2 separate regions of the Homo sapiens genome follow, and region 2 is linked to region 1. The links are chromatin contacts, found by Hi-C or POLR2A ChIA-PET in ENCODE. All regions are on one chromosome and are shown on one strand. Each heading gives the region's core, a stretch centred on a gene start or an enhancer-like site at or near the end of the contact. The rest is flanking DNA. Distances are from core to core; before and after follow the strand shown. Region 1 holds the start of DNAL1 (dynein axonemal light chain 1). Region 2 holds the start of PAPLN-AS1 (PAPLN antisense RNA 1).

Region 1 (6,594 bases), core at 2,062-4,561:
TAAAGAAAGGGGAACTCTTGGCCAGGCGCGGTGGCTCACGCCTGCAATCCCACCATTTTGGGAGGCCTGGGTGGGCAGATCACTTGAGGTCAAGAGTTTGAGACCAGCCTGGCCAACATAGGGAAACTCCATCTCTACTGAAAATACAAAAATTAGCCGGGCGTGGTGGTGAGTGCCTGTAATCCCAGCTACTCGGGAGGCTGAAGCAGAAGAATCACTTGAGCCCTAGGGGCAGAGGCTGCAGTGAGCCGAGATTGTGCCACTGCACTCCAGCTTGGGCGACAGAACGAGACTCTGTATCAAAACGAACAAACAAGAAGAAATGGAACTCTCCTGCACTGCCGGAGGAAGTAAACACTGGTCAAGCCATTCTGGAAAGCAGCCTGAAAAGTACCTAGGCAAATTAAGTATACATAGACCCTATGACGGTACAATCCCACTCCTGGGTGTGTTTCCAAGAGAAATCTTTTGCATGGGTCCATAAAAAAGTATTTTCACAACACTGTTAGTAGAAAAAGAGTTGAAGCCATCTAGCTGTTTATTGCAGCAATATAAATTTGTATAAGGTTTAACTGGTTTTCCTATGGATAGAAGGAGTCAAAAACTCAAATGCCTGAAGGTCCTCATGGACTTAACTAATAAGTAAAACTGGCCAACTAAGGACAGGACTAGTGTAAAGAAGATAACCTCTACTCAGCTCCAGACAACTGTTAGCAGGTGGGACTTGGGGAAAAGAGCTACCCTAATACACCATACTTCTTCAAATTTAAAAACTCCATTGAGTAACACCTTTATTTTATGTATCATTAAGTAAGAAAAGATGCTGCCAGTTATAACACACTATATCTCAGTAATACGAAAATGTGAAAAAAAGTGTCCAATGGTGAAACATATTTCTTTTTCTTTTTCTTTTTCTTTTTTTTTTTTTTTTTGAGACAGAGTCTTGCTCTGTCGCCCAGGCTGGAGTGCAGTGGCTCAATCTCAGCTCACTGCAAGCTCCGCCTCCCGGGTTCACGCCATTCTCCTGCCTCAGCCTCCCGAGTAGCTAGGACTATAGGCGCCTACCACCACGCCTGGCTAATTTCTTTTTTTTTCTATTTTTAGTAGTGATGGGGTTTCACCATGATAGCCAGGATGGTCTCGATCTTCTGACCTCGTGATCCGCCCACCTCGGCCTACCAAAGTGCTGGAATTAAAGGTGTGAGCCACCGTGCCCTGCCCCAATATTTATTTTTCAAGAGAAATTGGAAATCTTGGTTTTAATGTGAAATATCATCATTTGAAGACATTGTCCTGAAGTGGCAGGTCATAAGGGGGAAAAAAAGACACTGAAAGATAAATTTTTTTAAATTGAAATACTATGTGGGTCAATATTTCTGGAGGGACCCAGGTCTGCTAGTTTGCAGACTAAGCCAGTTCTAAATACAGTCATGAGCTGCATAACAAGTTTCAGTTAACAACCAACCACATATAAGACAGTGGTTACATAAGATTGTAATACTGTAACTTTTCTATGTTTGTTTGTTTGTTTATTTGAGACAGGGTCTTGCTCTGTTGCTCAGGCTGGAGTGCAGTGGTGCGATCTCAGCTCACTGCAACCTCCACCTCCCAGGTTCAAGAGATTCTCATGCCTCAGCCTCCTGAGTAGCTGGGATTACAGCCACTCGCCACCATGCCCCGCTAATCTTTGTATTTTTAGTAGAGGCGGAGTTTCACCATGTTGGCCAGGTGGATCTTGAACTCCTGACCTCAGGTGATCTGCCCGCCTCGGCCTCACAAAGTGCTGGGATTACAGGCCTCTGGGATTACAGGTGTGAGCCACCACACCCTGGCCGCTTTTCTATGTTTAAATACACAAATACCTTGTTTCAACTGCCTACAGTATTCAGTATAGTAAAATGCTGTAAAACTTTGTAGCCTAGGAGCAATAGCCTACACCATCTGGTTTTTGTAAGCATATTCTATGATGTTTGCAAGGCAAAACTGCCAATAATGTGTTTGTTAGAATGTATCCCTGTCATCATTAAGTGACTTATAACTGTACTGGTTCTGATTCTCTATTTGAAGATTTTCAACAATCACCATGGTTCATACTTTCATAAATATTTAGGTCTGAGCCTTTCTTCACCTGAATATAAACCTAGGTTCCAGAACTTTTAACTTTCCTTGGCAGTGATTTTCAGCTAACTGCTTGGGGAACAAAGTAAGGAAAGCAGGGGGGAAACTACTTTTTAAAGAGTGGTATTTCATCTTGTTGAGGGCAGGCATGACTTCCTCATCATTTCCATCTCCTGGGCTCAATTTCTGCCCACTTATATAGCACTGGAATCACAAAAAGAAGACAAGTAATTATGCTTCTTCTTCATAAACATCTCTATCCAGTAGGACATCACATACTTTGCTCAATAGCTCTGGCTGGGTCTGCAATCCTTTTCAAACGACTAGTTAGAACTACCAAGTATGTAAGCAAGAGAGTGAACACATCAAGTAAGAGTTGAGGAGCATCTCTAGGTAAAACCATTACTTCATAAAGAGCTCTCATTGGATAGACAGCTGGTAGATTTCAAACCTAAGGCAACAGCATTTCTCAGTGTGGTGGGATGCCCTCCAATTTTATAATCACTTGAGGTGTGTTGTCGAAATGCACATTCCTGAAACCCCCAATCATATTAAAAATTCACAATCTGCATTCCAACAAGCCCATACCTATGCATACTGAAATTTGAGAATCACTGCTCTAATATATCCATCAGAGTGTGCTTTACAGTGTCACCTAATAACTGCCCTCGTAGTCATTCAGAAGGCAACCTGGGTACATCACAGGTTACGAAAACTGCTGCAATCCGTGTTATACAGAACCCTCTGGTAACCAGCCCCTCCCTGCATCTCGACGGGGGGGTCACTAAAATTACTTCTATGTAAAGAGATATCTTTATCTACACTCTCCTTCCCATCACCCTTCCCACTCCAATACGCTCTTTTTAGAGAATTTCCTGCTCTTCGCCCTCCCTTTTCTCCTGTCTGAGTCCCTCCACCTTAACCCAACCTCCGATCCACCCCAGGCCGCCCTCACCACAGACCACCCCCGGCCAGGGCTTCTCTTTCGCCTCGGGCCCCTGACTCCACAGAGCTAGCGTCAGCTACCGGCTCCCTTCCGCTGTTCAAGGACCCCCAGACCCTCAACACTCCACAGTCACCCTTTTCCACTCCCAATCTTCTCTCAGCTTTGGCTACGCGGCCCGAAAGGTACTCACCATTCCGGCGGTTGCTACTGTCACTGCTCTGGTTGCTAGGGCCCGCGGGGTCAGTGCGCGTGCGCACTTCTCGGCGCTCTCGGCGGAAGCCCTATCCCCGGCAGCGGTCCTTTCTCTCCGCCCTCAGGGTGGTGCGAGCGGGGCATTGTGGGACTGCGTGGCGGCCGCCGGGGTCCTCCCGTCCGGCTGTTGCTGGCTGCCCTTTTGCTTCCTTAGGTCTTAACCCCGCACAGGAGTAGTCAGGACCGAAAGCAATTTCAGCTGATCTGTAGTGACTTGTCCGCCTAAAGTTAAAAACCTTAAAACGTCCCCCTAACAACTACCCTTTTCATAAAATAATGTTCTTAATTCCTTTGCCCTAACGATGGCGTTTCCCACCCTTTTCCGGACGAGGGGAGAATAAGCGGCTTGCTGTAATTTCCCTCTCCATCCCATCCCACTGAGAATACCAGAGCCAAACTCCACCCATTTTATGTTTCTTTACCCCGGATCCTCCAGGGAGCCAGAGGCAGCTGAAAGCTCGGTTCCACATTTTAAATATCACAAATTGTTGGTTTTAATCACCAGGGTGTCTTTTTTTCCCCACCTACCAAATGAGCTAAAAATTATTAACAATAATAATAATTCATAGAGTTGCTAGGGGTATGGTGAAGTAGGGACACACAAATACGCTGCTGTTTATAATTGATACAGCCTTTCTGGAAGGCTGTTGGCTGTTCAAAAACTTTTGCACCCTTTGTGATCCAGCAGTTCCACTTCCAGGACTTTATCCTGAGCACAGAGATGTATGTTCAAAGCTTTAATAGAAAAAAAAAAATCAACTCAATTATCAACAAAAGAGAATTGGTGGCCGGGACTGGTGGCTCACGCCTGTAATCCTAGCACTTTAGGAGGCTGAGGAGGGCGGACCACTTGACCACTTGAGCCCAGCCTGGCCAACATGGTGAAACCCCGTCTCTACTAAAAATACAAAAATTAGCCGGGTGTGGTGGCACGCGCCTGTAGTCCCAGCAATTCCGGAGCCTGAGGCACGAGAATTGCTTGAACCCGGGAGGCGGAGGTTGCAGTGAGCCGAGATCGCGCCATTGCACTCCAGTCTGGGCAACAAGAGTGACACTCCGTCTCAAAACAAACAAACAAACAAACAAAAAGAGAGAGAAAATTGGTTAGTAGTATTGAACATCCAATGCAATAATGTACTTACACTAAAAAAGTACAATTGACTTGCTGAAAGGCATCTATTCACATCCAAAGATAGTCATATTTCAAGTAAAAATAGAAGTTACCAAACAAAATAGTTGGTACGATTTTCCTTTAAAATTATACATAGTGGCCTGGTGCAGTTTGTTCATGCCTGTAATCCCAGAAATTTGGGAGGCCAAAGTAAGAGGATCCCTTGAACCCAGGAGTTCAAGACCAGCCTGGGCAACGTAACAAGACCCTGGCTCTGTAAAAAATAAAAATTAGCGAGGCATGGTGGTACAACACCCATAGTCCCAGCTACTGGGGAGACTGAAGCAGGAGGATCATTTGAGGAGTTTGAGGCTTAGGTGAGCTCTAATTGTGCCATTGCACTCCACCCTGGGCAACAGAGCCAGACCCTGTCTCTAAAACAAAAAACAAAGCAAAAAAATGGAAAAGTTATACATAGTACACACACGTATATAAACATATATCTAAAAGGATATTATGAGGGTTTAATGTTTGCTGTGGACTGAGTGGTGGTACACCAAAATTCATATGTAGTGATCTGGTAAGTTTAAGTTCTTTGATACTTTCTGAGATGTCTGGGGGATACCTAAATTTTAAGCTTTAAAACCGGAAGGGTCAATTTCTATGTTTATTTTTTAAAAAACTGTCTATGGGACTATTGGATAGGTTTCAAAATCTTGGTACACTTCACATAAAGAACATTTTGAGTTCCAGATTCTCAAAGGTTAAAAACATTCACACAGAAAATAAAAGAATTATATAACTTGGACCCTTCTTTTGTTCTTTCATATCCTACAAAATGACAAAATAGATTCCAAAACCTGTTCACCAGAGAATGTGTGGGTCTGCTTGCTCTTATTTCAGGCCTGGATAAAATAAGTTGAAAGAAAGTTTAAAAATAGTATTGAAGGCCGAGCGTGGTGGCTCACGCCTGTAATCCCAGCACTTTGGGAAGCCGAGGCAGGCAGATCACCTGAGGCCGGGAGTTCCAGACCAGCTTGACCAACATGGAGAAACCCCGTCTCTACTAAAAATACAAAATTAGTTGGGCGTGGTGGCGCATACCTGTAATCCCAGTTACTCTGGAGGCTGAGGCAGGAGAATCGCTTGAACCCTGGAGGCGGAGGTTACAGTGAGCCAAGATCGCACCATTGCACTCCAGCCTGGGCAACAAGAGTGAAACTCTGTCTCAAAAATAAATAAATAAATAAATAGTATTGAAACAGTGTTCCCTAATTCAGAATATCTAGCAGACCCTTTGAAAAGTATAAGTAAAATAGTGTTAAATGATACAAAACAGAACCAAATAGAATATGTTAAGAAATCTTTAACTTTTAGGGCCTGACACAGTGGCTCACACCTGTAATCCCAGCACTTTGGGAGGCCGAGGCGGGCAGATCACTTGAGGTCAGGCGTTCGAGACTACCCTGTCCAACATGGCAAAACCCCGTCTCCACTAAAAACACAAAAATTAGCTGGGCATGGTGGCTCATGCCTGTATTCCCAGCTACTCGAGTGGCTGAGGCAGGAGAATTGCCTGAACCCAGGAGGCAGAGGTTGCAGTGAGCCAAGATTGCGCCACTGTACTCTAGCATGGGCGACAGAACGAGAACCTGTCTCAAAACAAAACAAAGAAATCTTTAATTTTTAAGCAAAAATGTGGACCAAACAAAAGAGAAGAAAAAATTGTCACATTTAAGAAATGAGTTAGAGATTAAGCAAAATAGTTAAAAGTTACATACCTTAAAATTGTAAAGAACTTAAACCCTAGGATAGGCACTAATTCTTAAGGTTGTTTATATAATAGAGAAGTTTATCAATTCAAATTAGAATTAGCTGACTGGGTGCAGTGGCTCATACCTATAATCCCAGCACTTTGGGAGGCCAAGGCAGGAGGATGGCTTGAGGCTGGGAGTTCAAGACCAGGCAGGGTAACATAGCGAGACCCCATCTTTAACAAAAAAAAAAAAAAAAAAAAAAAAGAAAAGAAAAATTAGCTGGGCATGGCAGCATGAGCCTGTAGTACCAGCTACTCAGGAGGCTGAAGTGGAAGAATCACTTGAGCCCGGGAGGTCAAGGCTGCAGTGAGCCATGATCATGCCAGTGCATTCCAGCCTGGGCAACAGAG
Region 2 (6,594 bases), core at 1,756-4,255, 400 kb after region 1:
GCACATGCCATCATACCCAGCTAATTTTTTTATTTTTTGTAGAGACAGGGTCTCACTACGATACCCAGGCTGGTTTCAAACTCCTGGGCTCAAATGATCCTCCTGCCTCAGCCTTCCAAAGCACCAGGATTACAAGCAGGAGCCACTGTACCTGGCCTGGTTTTAATTTTTTTTTCTTCTTTTGGAGACAAGATCTCACTCTGTCGTCCGGGCTGGAGTGCAGTGGTGTGATCTTGACTCACTGCAGCCTCAACTTCCTGGGCTCAAGTGATCCTCCCACCTCAGCTTCTCGAATAGCTGGGACTACATGGGTGTGCAACCATGCCTAGCTAATCTTTGTATGCCTGGCTAATCTTCGTATTTTTGGTAGAGATGGGGTTTCACACATTGCCCAGGCTTGTCTCAAATTCCTGGACTCAAGTGATCCTCCTGCCTCAGCCTCCCAAAGTGCTGGGATTACGGGCATGAGCCACTGTACCCTACCTTAATTTTTATATTTATCTAAATATATACACATTTTAAAACAACCCAAAAGTACAAACAGGATTATAATCATCTCCATACCATGGAAGGTATCCCTCTACTCTCTTTTTAGACTTTCCCCTGTGTTCCAATTTTTCTATCATGTGACTATAATCAAATTATTTTTGACATGTGTCCACTTCAGGATCCAGGGGGAATTCTGAAAGCTAGAGTCCCACTGGGTCACGCCCACAGCCACAATCCCCACAACACACACACACACACACACACACATAGAGGATATGAGACTCCCACTGGGCCATGCCCACAGCCACAATCCCCACAACACACACAGACACACACACACACACACAGAGGATATGAGACTCCCACTGGGCCATGCCCACAGCCACGATCCCCACAACACACACACGCGCACACACACACACACACACACACACACACACAGAGGATATGAGACTCCCACTGGGCCACACCCACAGCCACAATCCCAACACACACACACACACACACACACACACACACACACACACACACAGAGGATATGAGACTCCCAGTGGGCCATGCCCACAGCCACGGTCCCCACAACACACACACACACACACACACACACACACACACACACACACACACGGAGGATATGAGACTCCCACTGGGCCACGCCCACAGCCACGATCGCCACCACACACACACACACACACACACACACACACACACACACACACGGGATAAGAGACTCCCACTGGGCCACGCCCACTGCCACTATCGGCACAACACACACACACACGCACAGAGGACATGAGACTCCCACTGGGCCATGCCCACAGCCACGATCCCCACAACACACACACACACACACGCACACACACACAGGATAAGAGACTCCCACTGGGCCACACCCACTGCCACGATCGGCACAACACACACACACACGCACAGAGGACATGAGACTCCCACTGCGCCATGCCCACAGCCACGATCCCCACAACACACACACACACATACACAGGATATGAGACTCCCACTGGGCCATGCCCACAGCCACGATCCCCACCACACACACACAGAGAGAATATAAGTGCTCCTTGATCTGGAATCTAGAGTGCCACAGGGTCTCCAGAGGTCATTTGCCGCAAGCAGGGAAAACGAACACTCAGAAGACTTGTCTTGAGGAATCTTCTGATTCATCTAAAATGCTTAATGACATACATGTTGGTGCTTACCTGGGTGTTTTTTCCCTGAACTGTATTTCTCTAAAAATTAATGACTTATACCCTCCTCAGAGGTGCACAGACCATCTCCTCTGGCCCCCAGATCCTTGATAAATGAAGTCTTGGTGTACCAAGCCCCTTCCAGCCCCTCCTGCAGGATGACCGTGGGGCACCATTGCTACCGCTCCCGGGGTTCCCCATCTCCGTCTCTGTGCGACGGGAGGAACGCTTCCCATAGCAGACTGAGCAAAAACAGGGCTCAAAATGGTATAGACACACCATAGCTTCGTTTGAAAATATACATACATAAGGGGAGAAAGGATGGAAAGACCTCAAAATGGCTGCCATGGTGTTGCCACGGGCATGTGCTGGGGGGAGCAGGGGTACTGGTGATTGATTCATTATGGGTTGATCGATGGGGTATTTGACAAATGCTGGCTCTGGCAGCACATATACTAAAATTGGAACGATACAGAGATTAGCACAGCCCCTGCCCCCTTAGCTGGTATGGCATGCAAATTCATGAAGCATTCCATATTTACTTTAAAAATTATTTGGGAGGCTGAGGTGGAAGGATTGATTGAGCTTGGGAGGTACATGCTGCCCAGCTGACATGACACTGCTGCACTCAAGCCTGGGCAAGATCCTGTCTCAAAAAAAAAAAAAAAAGAAAGAAAGAAAAAGGAAAAGAAAAAAAGGAAAGGAAAGGAAGAGAGAAAAAAGAGCAAGCGAGAGAGAACGAGAGAGAAAGAAAAGAAAAAAAGATAAAGAAAAAGAGAGACCTCTTGCTCTCTCTCGAGGGACCTCTGCAGACCCTCTCCTCCCCAAAGGTGGGTCCTGTGGTCTACAAGATTTCCTGTACATTGCGAGCCCCCGCGCCCACCCAAAAAAAAAAAAAAAAAAAAAAAAAAAAATTGGTCGGGTACAGTGGCTCACGCCTGCAATCCCAGCACTCTGGGAGGTCGCTGCCGGCGGATCCCTTGAGCCCAGGAGTTCAAGACCAGCCTGGGCAACACAGTGAGACTGTCTCTAATATATATATATATGACAACGCCTCTATAATACGGCAATAGGAACTGTGGCATCAACGTAGGTATACAAGAGGCCCCGAGAGAGCGAGTCCCGGCCGCGCTCACCGCTGTAGTAGGGCAGCCACCGATACCGCCGCCCCTGGAACTCCGCTCCGTCGAACTCCGCGCACTGCTCGGCCCGGAAGTCCCGGGCGCCGTCGGGGCAGCTCTGCGGGGCGGAGGGGAAGTCGGGATCCAGGAGGGCGGAGTCCGAGGTCCGCCCACCTCCCGCCCCGCCCGAGCCCAGGGAGCCCAGGAGTCTCCCTTGCCTGCCCCATCGGAGCCGCCGGAGGTGGAGTCCGCCCCCCGGACCCCCGAACTCCTGTGCGTGCCCCTCCATGGTGCTCTAGGCTGTGGAGGGCAAGGCCAGTCCCCGGGAGCAGGGTGAGGAAGGGGCCCCCACGCAGCCCTGCTGTGGATTGGCGGGAGGACCCCAGGCTGGGCCAACCCAGCAGCCCGCGGCCAGGAGCGGGCATCCCAATGGGGAAATCGGCCAGGAGGGGCTGGGGAAGCTGGTGCCTTCGCCCGCGCCCCGTGAGCTTTACCTCCGTGCGACAAGAGCGGTGGCTCCGGGCGGGGCCCACGCAGCTGGAGCCTCCATCTCTCCTGCGGGACCAGAGCACCGGGAAGACCTGACCGAGACCCAACGTCCCTGCCCCCGTTCTGGGGCTCTCTGCAGGCCCCAACTTCTGCGGGACTCTCCAGTGGGAGCAGCAAGGTGAGAGGGTGTCCCCCGACCCCACCCCGTAAATCCCCCAGGTGGGAGTGAGCGACCCATGTTGGTACTCCAGAGAAGCGGGACTCAGAGCCCTACCCACCCTATAGTTTGGATTTAAGGCGGGACCACTCCACTGCATCTTAGGCAGATTCCCAGAGAAGACCCGAGGTGCATGAGATATAATACCCACCCGCTTGGCACAGCCATCCTGCGATCTAAGCAGGACATCAGTATAAGGCTCTTAGGATCATTCCTGGTCTCTCATTCCTCCTCACATAGGGTTCTCAGGAACAACCCCTATACAAACCGGGACAGAGGCACCTCACTACTCCTTCTGTGCCCCACCTTCTCCACTGACCCTGCCGGAGTGCAGCACACACAGCAAGCATTTAATAAATCGCTTGAAGTGGGGAACATCTGTACTCGGTAAAGAAACCACAGGAATTGGGAACTGCCGGTTGAAGATTATTTACCAGTTCCAGCAAAATTGACTGCACCTGCCATACTGCAGGCCGGTGCAGCATCAGGAGCTGGAGACCAGGGGCAACAGGCAGCACGCGTGCTCCAGCTCAGAGTGGAAGGCCCTGGGAAATGGTTTGATTTCCTGCGCTGAACTGATGCTGCTTCCAGAATGAATCTGCTCCTTGGTGGGTTCTGCTGATGTGGCCAGTGCTAGCCTAGGCCACGACCACCTAGCCCACCACCCAGAAGGCAGCATCCCCTGCTCCTGCTTTAACAAGCTGGCCCATTTTCATCTCTCCTACCTCTGGGAGTAGCAGGGGCGCTCCCGGAAGCTGACACCCCCTCCACAGGTCCGGCTGCAGGGGCTCCACTGGCTCCAGGGTCCCCAGGTGTCACTCTGCCGCCTCACCTTGGGAGCCTGCAGAAGACAGGACCATGCATCAGCATTGCCCACTCACAGCCTGAGCCCAGAGGCCCCTCCAAAGATGCTCTGCCTAAAACCCTCCCCTACCCATCAAGGAGTCTGGGATTCTCCCTTCCAGGGCCCACCTTTAGGACTCAGCAACACTGCCGGGCACCCCAAAACATATTCCTTTTCAGAATTAGCCTGCTTTCCTCATAAGGAGCTGAGAGCCAGGCCTGGAGGGCGGGAGCAGGAGCAGCTGGGAAGAGTTTGGAGTTTCAGGGGCCACTGGAGGGGAGGGACCCTACAGCCAGGGGCAGTTTGAGGGTCCAGGCATTTGTAGGTTAACCGTGATGTAGGGGAGGGGGGCCTAAAAGAAAATAAAGGGAAGCAACGTGGGGGGATCCTGCTAATCTGGCCGAGACTCCCAGGAGTACCCCAATATTCATCCCCTCCTTCTCCCATTGTGAGAGAATGCTTGAAAACTTGACTCAGCTGGGTACCTGGCTGCCCAAAATTTAAAAAAAAAATACATTTCCTGGACTGCCTGCAGCTAACTGTGGCTACATCACTTAGTTCTCATCAGTGAGATGTAAATACAAGTGTTGGGCAGCTGCCGCAAATAATCTCCTCAAGAGAGAGCCTGCGTGAGCCTTTGTCCTTTTCTCCTTCCTCCTGTACTCTTTCAGGCTGTCTGGGAAGCAGATGTGATGGCTGGAGTTGGAGCAGCCTTTTAGACTGTGAGGTAACTTGGAAATAGAGGCTTCAAACAGTGAAGCAAAGATAGAGGGACTCTAGAGCCTGGAGGATTTTGTGCAACAGAATAGCCCCAGACTTCTGACCCCTGGGTGTTTATATGAGAGAGGAATCATGTCTGTCTTATTGAAGAACTGTTATTTGGGACTCTACACAGGATTATAATCCTAGCAGGTACACTTTCCCACCAGAAAGATTGGACCCCTTGCAGCTGGCATCAGGAATCCACATGCCACACACACATTATCTCATTTCATCCTCACAACAACCCGACAGACCCCATTGCATGAATAAGAAAAGTGAGGCAGAGAGAGGAAACCACAGGGGAAGAAGTGGGCACAGTAGCCGGCCAGCCTCACTGCAGTCCTCTGCTCCCCTGCCGAGGCTGTGCCCCCACCCACCTGGGGGAATCAAATGAGACACTAGATGATTCCCTACAGGGTTGGACAGGGATTAGATGTAACTTCACAATTTTCCCAGGAGGCATATGGTGTACATGCAAACATTTGCTGGAAGGGGACTTTCTTTTAGGGTATCACCACTTAAGACTCAAGGAAAAATACCATTCCCACTTTTCAGAGAAAGAGCTCAATGGTCACACAGAAAAGCAGCCGGGCACGGTGGCTCATGCCTGTAATCCCAGCACTTTGAGAGGCCAAGGCAGGCAGATCACCTGAGGTCAGGAGTTCGAGACCAGCCTACCCAACATGGCGAAACCCCGTCTCTACTAAAACTACAAAAAATTAGCCAGGCGTGGCGGCGGGTGCCCGTAATCCCAGCTAGTCGGGAGGCTGAGGCAGGAGAATTGCTTGAACCCGGGAGGTGGAGGTTGCAGTGAGCCGAGATTGCATCACTGCACTCCAGCCTGGGCGACAGAGTGAGACTCCATCTCAAAAAAAGAAAAGAAAAGCAGGCTCTTGCTTTCATGGTGACCCCTGAGCAGCTTCGCTGAATCTCAGGTGAGGAAGGACGTTTACTCATCTCTAACATCCCTGGTGCCAAACATCTAGTTATCCTTGTCTTATAACAAAACCCAGAACACTGAAGCAGAACAAACCACGCACAAACCACGCTAAGCCTGCCGAACCACACACAACCAAGAAGGAAGGGCTTGCCAGATGAGAGGTCTTAGCTTTCACTTTGTAAAATATCTACTCCTTCAAGTCTAACTTGGACAAAAATCTCTAAGCTTTCGAAACCACTGAGCCAAAATATCAAAGTTTTCTCTGAATGAAAGTTAAACTGAAATTTACTTGGATCAAGTTTCTATTTCACAAGGAAGACACTGAGTGTTGAGCGTGAAGGGTGACTTTCCAGAGACAGCCTGCAGCCCCAGCTGGGATTCTGGCACCCGCCCCCCCCACACACAGCCTCATCCCACATTTTAAGTATTCAGGAGAGGTCTTCAGGGGTGGCTGCTTTCTTAGCTGCTGGGTTGGGCCTGGTTGTCAATTACCCTCTGACTAAGGCCTGTTTGGATGTCTGTCTTGG

Evidence for each region. Hi-C counts contacts between places; a loop is a spot of excess contacts on that map. ChIA-PET counts read pairs that join two places held with the same protein, here RNA polymerase II (POLR2A). Pooled maps may share reads with other maps.
Region 2: a loop to region 1 is called in a pooled map, with 2.6 times the contacts of the local background. The contact joins the promoter of PAPLN-AS1 here to the promoter of DNAL1 in region 1. A Hi-C loop is called at or near these places in 5 of 37 single-sample maps with no recorded cell type and 4 of 50 pooled maps. POLR2A ChIA-PET finds 5 or more read pairs at or near these places in 1 of 52 experiments (activated CD4-positive, alpha-beta T cell).

The regions. Positions count from the first base shown.
Region 1 is chr14:73,641,703-73,648,296 of GRCh38, reverse strand. It overlaps DNAL1 (dynein axonemal light chain 1), which reads right to left and starts at 3,311. Exons shown (of 8, transcript NM_031427.4): 1 at 3,255-3,311. The coding sequence starts at 3,257. RefSeq lists an enhancer at 79-248.
Region 2 is chr14:73,242,412-73,249,005 of GRCh38, reverse strand. PAPLN-AS1 (PAPLN antisense RNA 1) reads left to right here and starts at 3,005. Exons shown (of 2, transcript NR_135248.1): 1 at 3,005-3,482; 2 at 3,762-4,988. PAPLN (papilin, proteoglycan like sulfated glycoprotein) reads right to left here. Exons shown (of 27, transcript NM_001365906.3): 3 at 4,247-4,362; 4 at 3,310-3,370; 5 at 2,831-2,933. It also overlaps the pseudogene RNU6-419P. RefSeq lists silencers at 353-432, 2,901-3,170 and enhancers at 1,244-1,745, 1,884-1,953.